2 separate regions of the Mus musculus genome follow, and region 1 is linked to region 2. Evidence: chromatin loops called from intact Hi-C (ENCODE). Cell type or tissue: left cerebral cortex. All regions are shown on one strand. Each heading gives the region's core, and the rest is flanking DNA. Links, peaks and the distances in the headings are about the cores only.

What was found. A loop is a pair of places that touch in the nucleus more often than their neighbours do. Peaks named below come from ENCODE experiments on the same cell type or tissue, not always from the same donor. Only the 100,000 strongest peaks of a DNase experiment are listed, where the experiment ranks them.
Region 1: a loop joins it to region 2, with 4 times the contacts of the local background. A loop is called at or near these places in 2 of 42 quality-filtered maps.

What each region holds. Positions count from the first base shown.
Region 1 is chr4:65,763,034-65,768,418 of GRCm38, reverse strand. The region is part of intron 11 of Astn2 (astrotactin 2); the gene reads left to right. Among named protein-coding and RNA genes, the nearest start is that of Gm31533, 140 kb to the right of the region's middle. In left cerebral cortex, for the core only: no CTCF peak of the experiment used is centred there; DNase peaks (open chromatin) are centred at 799, 1,399, 2,924, 4,036 and 1 more place; H3K27ac peaks cover 623 bases.
Region 2 is chr4:65,692,104-65,697,488 of GRCm38, reverse strand. The region is part of intron 13 of Astn2 (astrotactin 2); the gene reads left to right. Among named protein-coding and RNA genes, the nearest start is that of Gm31533, 67 kb to the right of the region's middle. In left cerebral cortex, for the core only: no CTCF peak of the experiment used is centred there; a DNase peak (open chromatin) is centred at 2,057; H3K27ac peaks cover 470 bases.

The sequences.
Region 1 (5,385 bases), core at 160-5,159, 71 kb before region 2:
TAGCCAATTTTAAGTGTGACCTTAGATGTTTGAATCCAAGCATTTGCAAAATTGGGTTGCCCTCCCCCTCTGGAACGTAGAACTAAGCACTTTGCTTATCTTATGTAAGGATGTGGGGTATGGTTTTTCAACTCAACGACTTCAAACACTGTTAGTGAAGGCTGCTCTGCACATGTTGTTGTGGTTTGAGACCTTGGTTCCAACCTACACATGACTACTGCTGCAGCTGTTGACTTCAGACAATGATGCATTCGGTCTCACATGTTAAACTACTCACTCTGGGTTGCTGGAAGTGCTGAGTGGCTCACTCAAGCCTGTATTTCTGTCCTTCCAATACTACCATGAAGAAAAAAGATGAAGCAGGATGGGAGGCAGGCCCTGGAATAAAGATCTTAGGTCCTGGCCTGGAGCCAACTTGACAAATATCTTTTCATGGATATCAGAATAAACACTTGATTCTCATTGCCTATGAGTCACCTTCTTCTACCCATTTCAGTTCCTGGAATGCAGGATTGGTGATTCGCTTCTTTTCTGATTCTCTCATATTCATATATATATATATATATATATATATATATATATATATATGTTGGATTTATATCTGTATGGCATCTGTCTCCATTTAGTGATGAGACTTTTTTCTTCCCTTTTTTAAAAATTGCTCTCTGCGACAAAAAAAAAATAAAATATGCAAAGCATCCAAAATTACACTCAACATAAGCTGAATAAATATATACCCACAGAAGCATATGTTCAATGGCTGCCACTCTATGCTTTTCAAAGCCAACTAGCTTATAAAATCGTTTCTCACTCAGAGTCTGGGCGATCAATGAGAAGGTACAGTGTGAGGACACAGCCTTGAGCTGCAAATTGAGTTTTTAGTTACAAAAGATGGAGAAGGGAAATGAGCCAGTAAAACGTGGCAGGCCTAAAATGGTTCATCTCTGCAGCTTTAATGAGGGCCTGGTCTGACCCCTGATTAAGCAGCTCATAGCTAGGCACCATAGTGAAAGGGAAGAGCTTTGCAGTCAAATTGCATGGGTTCAAATCTTGCTTCTGCTCCTTGACTTTATAAAATTAGAGAAGCTGCTTTCAACTTGAATCCCAGTGTATAAAAAAGAAATCCTGCTAGTATTCCTTGGTGACATTGTGTACCGACATAATACCTATCTACTCTCTTCTAGTCTTCAAAGTAGTTCTCCCTCCATTTCAGTGTTTGTATGTAAACCTTGAGACATATTCTTTTACAGCTTGAATTCCCTGCTAGGTAGCCAAGTGTGGCCTTTAACTTCTGCTCTTCCTGTTTATAACTCTGACGTGTTGAGACTACAGATACATACCACCATGCCTGATTTATATGGTACTGGAATCAAATTCATGACGTTCTGCCTGCTAGATGAACATTTCTCTGGAAAGCTACATTTGCCCCTCCCATGCCCTGCTTTTCTTTGAGAACTCACCATCCTCCTACTTGAACTCACCATCCTGTTGCCTTGGTATCTCAAGTAGTAGGATTATAGGTGTGTGCAATGATGCCTGGCCAAAGTGTCTGTGGCTAGGTCGATATGTTGACAAGCTTTTCCTAGCATCATCAGGGTGGGGGCTGAGTAGAGGAAAGATCTATTTATGACTAGAAGATTTGGACTTTTAGTCCATCTCCAAACCTCCAAAAAGGACAGAGGGAATGAAGGCAAGTTGATCTCCAGTGACCAGTAATTCAGCTCTGATAGTGACATAAGCACTTCTGGGAGTTTCTGAAAACATAGAGCTTCTTGTAGACTGAGGTAGCCTGAGAAAAATGGATGCTCTATATGTTCTCTGATATACCTTTCCTTATATGTCTCTTCTGGTGTTTTGTAAGTATATCCTATGTAATAAACCAGTCACCATGGTTCTTATGAGCTATCCAGTTGATGAGTCAAACCTGAGAAAAGTTATGGGAATCCCCATTTACAGCTAGCTGGTGATAAATGTGGGTGGAGCCATCAGGGGTTGACATCTGAGGAGAGGCCAGCTTTGTATTGCAAACCTCAACCTGCTGGGTCCAGTGCAGTCCCCAGTAGAGTGTGGCAGAACTGGATGGAACAAGAGGACACCCAGTTGGAGTTCCCCCAAGAAGCCACCACAAGATCAGTTGCTGATGGAGAGAAATCCGGTGATACAAGATTGCTGGGAGTTCTGGTCTCACCTGTTCTTGTTTTGTGTTTGTTGGTTTTGCTTTTTAATTATTATCTTTAAAGGGAGTTGTTTCAGAGAGAATAGCTAAAAGGATCCCGGGGCAGTGAATTATACCACCTACCACCTTTGTGACCATCTCTACACTTCATGTTCACTGTCTGTCAAGTGGGCATGATCATAATGTTAATCACCTAGAGCTGCTATGAGAAAGAAATTGCTATCAGAAAATCCACTGTTTAAAATGGGAGTTGGTGCTATGACAGTCACCCAGTGTCACTCTAAGCCATTTTCCCTAGGTGGCCTCTTACATACATGTCTGTAGCTTGTATACCTTGTCAGAATGACCTTGGTTCTGTGTTAATGACAGTGAAAAACAGGGCTTCTATGAAACAAAATAAATATAGACTTGTGTAGCATGAACCCAGAAGAAGTTGTCTCTCCTGTCCCTGCCTAACTTTCCCTTCTTTGGAACTGGTAGATAACAGTGCACCTTTTTCTGACAATTGAGAAGATGGGGGTACTATTTGCTTATCTTACTGGTCTGACAAAATATCTGACAAATGCTGTTTAAGGAACAAAGGCTCTGGTTTGTCTCACATTTCCAGGTTCATGACTACAGGGAAGATATGGAAGGAGGAAATATCTGGTCACACTGCATCCACAGTCAGTAACAGAAAGAGATGAATGTGTGTATTCAGCTCATGTCCTTTATAGTCAGCCTGAGATCTCAGCCCGTGGGATGGTACCCATCACAGTTAGAGTAGAGCATCCCACCTCAATGAACATAATCTGCATAAGTTCTCACAGCCATGCCTACAGAATTCTTTCCATAGTGACTATAAATTCTGTCAAATTGATGCTATTAACCCTCACACGGGGTAATGTGACCCAGCTTAGCTTTGATTGGCAAGAAATATCTCGAGAAATCATGGTAGCTGCTGTTTAGTTCCTAACACATTTAATCCAAAACATGCCTGAATGTGGGTGGAAGAAGTTCAGCATTCTGAGGAGAAGAGATGGCTTCTTCTCAGAGCCTTGTTATCAACTCAAGTGACCTATTCTTAGGACGCTACAGACCCAAGTTCAACCTCAGCCTTGTTCCATAGTACACACACTGATGTGACCCCTCGCATCTGTATCTTCAAGATCATTGTCTTTCAAATAAAATGTGGATCTTCTCAAAAATCACATGAAACCAGAACAATACTGTAGACTCAGAAGTCAAATACTTTAGAAATATCATCCCATTGCAGAGAGGGGTACAGCATGATCTAATGCTCTTGCCTGTGTCCCTGACTTATCTTGCAAACTTGGCCCAAGTTATAAATCTATCAGTGCCTCCGTTTCCTTCTCTGTAAAATGCGTAGGATAATGTCAGGAGGCTGCTGCTCAGGTTGTAAGTTAATATTCCAAACACATTTCAACAGTGCCTGGCACAGAGTAAGCACTATTAACTGTTAGCTATTATTATTATTAATGAGCTATACAAAGGCAATTTATTACCATGACCAGACAGTTATTGAATAGATATTTTTCAGGATTCCTGGCAGGTTTTTCTCAGAAAGTGCTCCCCTGGCCTCCCTTCACTCAACCCTTGGCTCTCATTTCTACCATATAAAACCTCAAGGACTGTAAGAATATTCACCCCTCTACCCCCATCGGAGTATTGCTTTTTGAGAGTGCAGCTAGGGTTTCATGAGACCTGAGAGACCAGAGGCTCTGATTAGGCATTTTCTGAATGAAACACCTGCTCAGTCACAGCCCAAGGGAGCCGCAGATGGAGACAGTCAGAAAGGTGATCAGCCTTCTGAGGCACCGGTGAGCTGTGGGCGTGAACTCAGACTCTCCTCACTGGCTGGCTGGTCTTTTTGCAGTACCCTGGCACAGGAGCTGAACACTGTCACCCAGCCTCCACTGAGATTCTCCTGAGAGTCTTGCAAAGACCCATAGGAGACTGATTCATGATGAAAGTCAGAGAACAGATTGCACATCTATCACTATATAATTAGAAATACCGAGGACCAGCAAATTGAAGGGTCCTTTTTGAAAACAAAGATGGCTGATTGTGGCTCCTAACACCTGAAGCACCTCAAAAAAGTAAAACAACATGATCATATGCTCCATTAGTCATCTGTGATCATGAGGAATGAAATGGAGAGACAGATACATAGAGAGCGCACGCACTACTGTGTGGTGACATCTTGCCATCCCAGCATTGTTGGCTCCTTGCCAAGTCATTTTTGAACATAGCTTTCCTCTTCCTACATGACCCCCTCCATCCTTCAGGTGGTCTAGGGTCTGTCTTGGGTTGCTAGTGATCATTTTGCCTTATACTTTAATTATTTAAAAAATGTTTTAACTCTGGTTACACATAGACAGAATTCCCCATTGCATTACTTTTCCTGGTTCTGTGATAAAATATTCTGACAAAGCAACTCAGAGGTAAAAGGATTTATTACTCTGGCTCACAAAAAGGGGAGTCCTTCATAGGGGAGAAGCAGGAGCTTTAAGCAGACTGTTACATTCCATCTGTAGTAAGGAAGCAGAGTGATCAACACCCATGCTCAGCTACCTTGTTCTTTTTTATTCCGTTGAAGAATCCCAGACCATGGAATGTCAGTGCTTACATTCAGTGTGGCTATTAACCAAGTCTGGACAATCCCATATAGACATTTCCAGAGGCTTATGATTCTAGACCCGCTCAACCTGATAATATTAACCAGCATATCATCTTGACCATTTTTTTATGTGTATGATACAGTAGCATTAACTGCATTTGTATCATTGTCCAACCACCTCCATCCATAGTTCATCTTATCTGGTAAAGAAAAAACTATATTCTCCAAGATAATAGCTCATTCTCTTTTTCCCAAACTTCTTAGAACTTCTATTTCATTTTCTATTTTCCCCAGAAACCTTAAGAAAGTGAAACATAGTGTGAGTGCTTTGTGATTTATTTCACTTAGCGTGTCTTCAGGGTTCATGCATCGTATCCTAAGCATCAGAGTCTCTCTTTTAAGGCAGAATAACATTCCAATGTGCGCATGCACTGCATCTTTTTTGAGCCTTTCATTCATAAATAATTATACCTTTTAGCTACTGTGGATAATGCCAAACAAGGTCATACAGTGTCTCCCCAAGACCCTGCTGGGATTTATACAAAGATGTGGGACCACTGGACCATTTTTCAGTTTTATTTTTCTTTTC
Region 2 (5,385 bases), core at 173-5,172:
GGAAGCTGCTGTATACATATCCCATCAAGTATTCAGTCCTTGCAGAGGCCTCTGGACTTTCAAATGAAGATGTTTGTCCACTCTATTTTCACTCTCAAGGATTACATAAATTAAAAAATGTGATTACAAATAATATAGTCCTAAGGATGGTTCATCCTGAGAAGGTTTATTTTTGTACACTCATTTATTAATAAGTCCCTACTAAATGTTAGACTCTGAATGAGGTGATGAGAAGGGAACCAGTTCAAATCCCATCCCTAATTTCTTGAGGCCATTGAGCCAGTATGGAAAATGCAGTCAGAAATAAAATACATTACTCTGAGAAATATTATAGGATGGACTAGCATGGGTTATGTGGTGAACACCAAATAATGTGCTTATGTGGACCAGTGCATGCCTTCTCTGAAACAACCGAATGGTGTCATTATTCACTATGTCTTCTTCTACAGCTGGGGTAATAGGGCTGTTACAAGATGAAATGATATATCCTTTGTGCCAGGTCTTATTTATTATAGCCATCATATCCATTATCCTACTCTGTTGGTCATCTTCCTTCATAGTCCTATATTATGATAGAAGAGATACAAGCTAGAAGCAGTGCCTGATATAACCCATCTACCTAGGAATGTTTCTAAAAACTGGTTTGAATTTTTATGAGTAAATAGTTGTTAGACAATGACAGAGGCATAGAGACTTTTAGGCAGGGAGTCCAGGAGGTAAACAAATTACATGATATAGGAAATAACAAACGTAAGATGGAAAGTGACTTGGTTCCAGACTATGAGTGTCTACCTGTGAAGGGCAGACAAAGGAGGAGGTGTGGCTTTCTACTGAGTGCTGCCCTTGACTCCTAGAAGGACAACTTAATTGGCAAATTGGTTTAAGAAGGAAACTAAATTAAGAAGTGTGGAGATGTCCTTGGGGAAAACGTTCCACACGTCCCACTCTGTCCTCAAGGAATTTAGTGCTTTATTTTATTTTATTTTATTTTTAACTGAGGTGTCTTGACTTTTCCATAGGGAACTCATTAACACCTTGAAGAAAAAGTTCATGCATGTTCAAAAACAGGAAACAAACATCCTATAGGGGGAGGCAGGAGAAAAAGAAGACAGAAAACAGGATCACACAAGAAGAATTCAAAGACTAGAGTTTCTGATGCCAGAGAAAGGAATGCTCAGAGGGAAAACATGCTGATGTCAAATCTCAAAGGTTGTGACAAGATAGTGAGTAAGCAAAAGAGTCGGGGAACTGAGTCAGACAAGAGTGTGAGACCTTCTGATAACCTACATCATATCTTGAGTATCGGTTCCTCAGAGTAAAAGACAAACTACTCAGCAGTTTTTCAAAACTATCCTGACAGTTGAGGATATTGCATATGAGGTACCTAGTATATAACCAATCCCCAACCCACAGAAGTAGTTGATAGTACAGACACCATTGCATTGTAGAGATACAAAGGTGGGGGAATGACTCATTTTGCATACATCCTTGGACCTGAATTGACAAATCTAGTAGGGTGGCCTTTACTTATTTGAACTTGGCCTCTTCCTTCTTATCACAAATCTACTTGATGTATAGCTTGGAGAGTTGCAATCTCCTCATCCTATTTCATATCATCCTTCTTACTATTTTCTGCCAGTGGATATTGAATCTGTTTCATGAACTTAGTACTGAAGACAATCCCATGTAATTTACATGGTCCATACCACATCTAGTTGTCAATAATTTCTGTCTATGGGTTCGAGTAATGCTCCTTGGCAATATCAGCTAGATCTTTTTTTTTCCTTCTTTCTTTCCAGAACTAACTTCTTAAAATGTTCTTAGACCTGGTTTATACTCCTAGCCATCTCATCTTACCATTATTCCACGGCTCTTTAAATCGCCCCATTTTATTTTATGTACCTTTCCTTATCTGCATCTTTCTCCTTAGACCACAAATATGTTCATCTCCCCAGACTCACCCCCTCCTTAAACTTTCAGTTGCCGCCAGCTACCACCTTATGTCTTCCATTCACAGCCAGACTTCTAGAAAGAGAAATCTATGCAAATGCTCTCCACTTCTTCACTTCCCACTTTCTCCTCCACCCACTGCAGTCTGGCTTTTATACCTCTCACACACTACCTCTTCCAAGGCCAAAAGTGCACGTGTTTGTAGTTATATACACTTCGATCCAGCTCTATATTCAACAATACTGTTTACTCTCAAAAATGTCTCTGACTCCTTTGGGTAGCACATCCCTAGTGTTCTTGCTATCTTTTTTAGAAACTTTCACCTTCTTATGGACTGAGGCTCATTTTTCATGTCTTTTCTTCTAACACATATTTCTTGGGCTATAGAGTCCCTGAATGTTCCATGAGTACCATCTACCAAATCTGTATCCCAGACCTGAGTCAATCCTCAGAGATAAGGACAGAGTTATACACCTGGCTACAATAACCCTATTTGTTGGAAAATGGGCTTTCTAATCAAATCCCAAATGGACTCATTTGATAGTAACAGAGTTTAAATGAGATTTTAAATAATCATTACAGACAATAGTGGCATCTTATTCCAGTAGGACTGGTGAAACACAGTGGTATAAACTGGGTAGTTAAGATAGATAGATACATAGATAGATAGATAGATACATAGATAGATAGATAGATAGATAGATAGATAGATAGATAGATAGATAGATTAAGGAGCTCTTGGAAATCCAAGATCATGGCAGGTTCTTCATATTGAAGACCCTGTTTTGGGCTCATGAAGGACAACTCCTAGCCATATTGTCACATGGTAGGATAGTGGATCTGCCTTGGGCATCTTTTATAAAAGTATTAATTCCATACTGGAAGGTATTTGACGCCTCCCAGGAATCTCATGTTCAAATACAGTCACTTTACTTGAGGAATCACAATTTCAACCTGTAGAATTCAGAAAGACATAAATATTCAGAGCAAAGCAGATGTCTTGAGTGAGTACAGGTGATGAAAGGAACAAAGGCAGATTCTTGAAGAATGTGGATGCAAAAGATCCACCCAAGATGACAGAGGAATATGTAAAGACAGGTGAGATATTGTTGAGTCTTCAAAAGAATGTGATTTGGAGGAAGGCTTGGTCAATGGCATCACATGTTGCTCAGAGACAATGGAAGAGGAAGAAGGGAACTAGGTCACTAAGCAAATTGAGGTTCTCAGCAGTGACACTGGCAGAAGTTTGGGGAAATGCCATGAAGTACTAATTATAATCCTTTGAGTGTAGATGAGAGACAAGAAATTGGGACAAAAGCTGGCCTGACCAGGGTCACAAATCCCTTACTGTCAGCACCAGCACATGGTCACCTTACGCTCAGAGTCAGCGGATACACCCAGGATCCCCTAGAGGACTCTCCACACGATCTTTGGACCACTGGTGAGTAGAACACAACTTCTGTTCCAATCCAATCTCGCTCGTGGGACCTGAGACAGCATTAGGAAAGCAGAAAAGCCAGCCTGATCAGGGTCACAAATCCCTTCCGGTCTGAGCCAGCACCAGGTCACCTGAGCTCAGAGTCAGCGGACATCCCCAAGGTCCCTAGAGGACAGCTTCTGAGGCAGACCCCATTTGGGGCTCCAGACATCTATCTGGGCACCTTCCCTGCCAGAGGAGAGGTGTCCGACTCACCCAGGAAGGCTTTTCTGGAGCACCTGCAGGCACCATCTTGGTTCCCGGATCCCTCTGAGACTAGTCTGCACAGGTGAGAGTGTGGACTACAGAAGCTAACAGCTTCTGGGACAAGCCCTGTTTTGGGCCTCCATCTTCTGCCAGGAGGCAGGTTCGAATGCCAGATATCTGTGCAACTTCCCTGTAAGAGGAGAGGTTGCCTGCAGAGAGTGCTCTGACCACTGAAACTCAGAGGAGAGAGCTAATCTCCCAGGTCTGCTGATAGAGGCTAACAGAATCATGAGAGGAACAAGCTCTAACCAGAGACAACTATAACAACTAACTCCAGAGATTACCAGATGGTGAAAGGCAAACGCAAGAATCTTACTAACAGAAACCAAGACCACTCATCATCATCAGAACACATCACTCCCACCTCGACTGGTCCTGGGCACCCCAACACACCCGAAAAGCTAGACCTGGATTTAAAAGCATATCTGATGATGATAGAGGAGGACATCAAGAAGGACTTTAATAACTCACTTAAAGAAATACAGGAGAACACTGTTAAGAGTTACAAGTCCATAAAGAAAAACAGGAAAACCCATCCAAACAGGTGATGGAAATGAACAAAACCATACTAGACATAAAAAGGAAAGTAGACACAATAAAGAAAACCCAAAGTGAGACAATGCTGGAGACATCCAAACAGGTGATGGAAATGAACAAAACCATACTAGACATAAAAAGGAAAGTAGACACAATAAAGAAAACCCAAAGTGAGACAATGCTGGAGATAGAAACCCTAGGAAAGAAATCTGGAACCATAGATGTGAGCATCAGCAAAAGAATACAAGAGATGGAAGAGAGATTTTCAGGTACAAAAGATTCCATAGAGAACACTGGCACAACAATCAAAGAAAGTGCAAAATGGAAAAAGATACTAACTCAAAACATCCAGGAAATACAGGACACAATGAGAAGACAAAACCTAGGAGTAGATGAGAATGAAGATTTTCAACTTAAAGGTCCAGCAAATATCTTCAACAAAATTATAGAAGAAAACTTCCCAAACTTAAACAAAGAGATGCCCATGAATATACAAGAAGCCTACAGAACTCCAAATAGACTGGACCAGAAAAGAAATTCCTCCCGACACATAATAATCAGAACAACAAATGCACTAAATAAAGATAGAATATTAAAAAGTGTAAGGGAAAAGGGTCAAGTAACATAAAGTCAGGCCTATCAGAATTACACCAGACTTTTCACCAGAGACTATGAAAGCCAGAAGATCCTGGACAGATGTTATACAGACACTAAGAGAACCCAAATGCCATCCCAGGCTACTATACCCAGCCAAACTTTCAATTACCATAGATGGAGAAACCAAAGTATTCCACAACAAAACCAGATTCACCCATTATCTCTCCATGAATCCAGCCCTTCAAAGGATAATAACAGAAAAAAAAAACAACAACAACAACAACAATACAAGGACAGAAACCATGTCCTAGAAAAAGCAAGAAAGTAATCCTTTAACAAAACTAAAGGACTACAGCCACAAGAACAGAATGCCAACTTTAACAATAAAAATAACAGGAAGCAACAATTACATTTCCTTAATATCTCTTAATATCAATGGGCTCAACTCCCCATTGAAAAGACATAGACTAACAGACTGGCTACACAAACAGGACCCAACATTTTGCTGCTTACAGGAAACCCATCCCAGGGGAAAAGACAGACACTAACTCAGAATG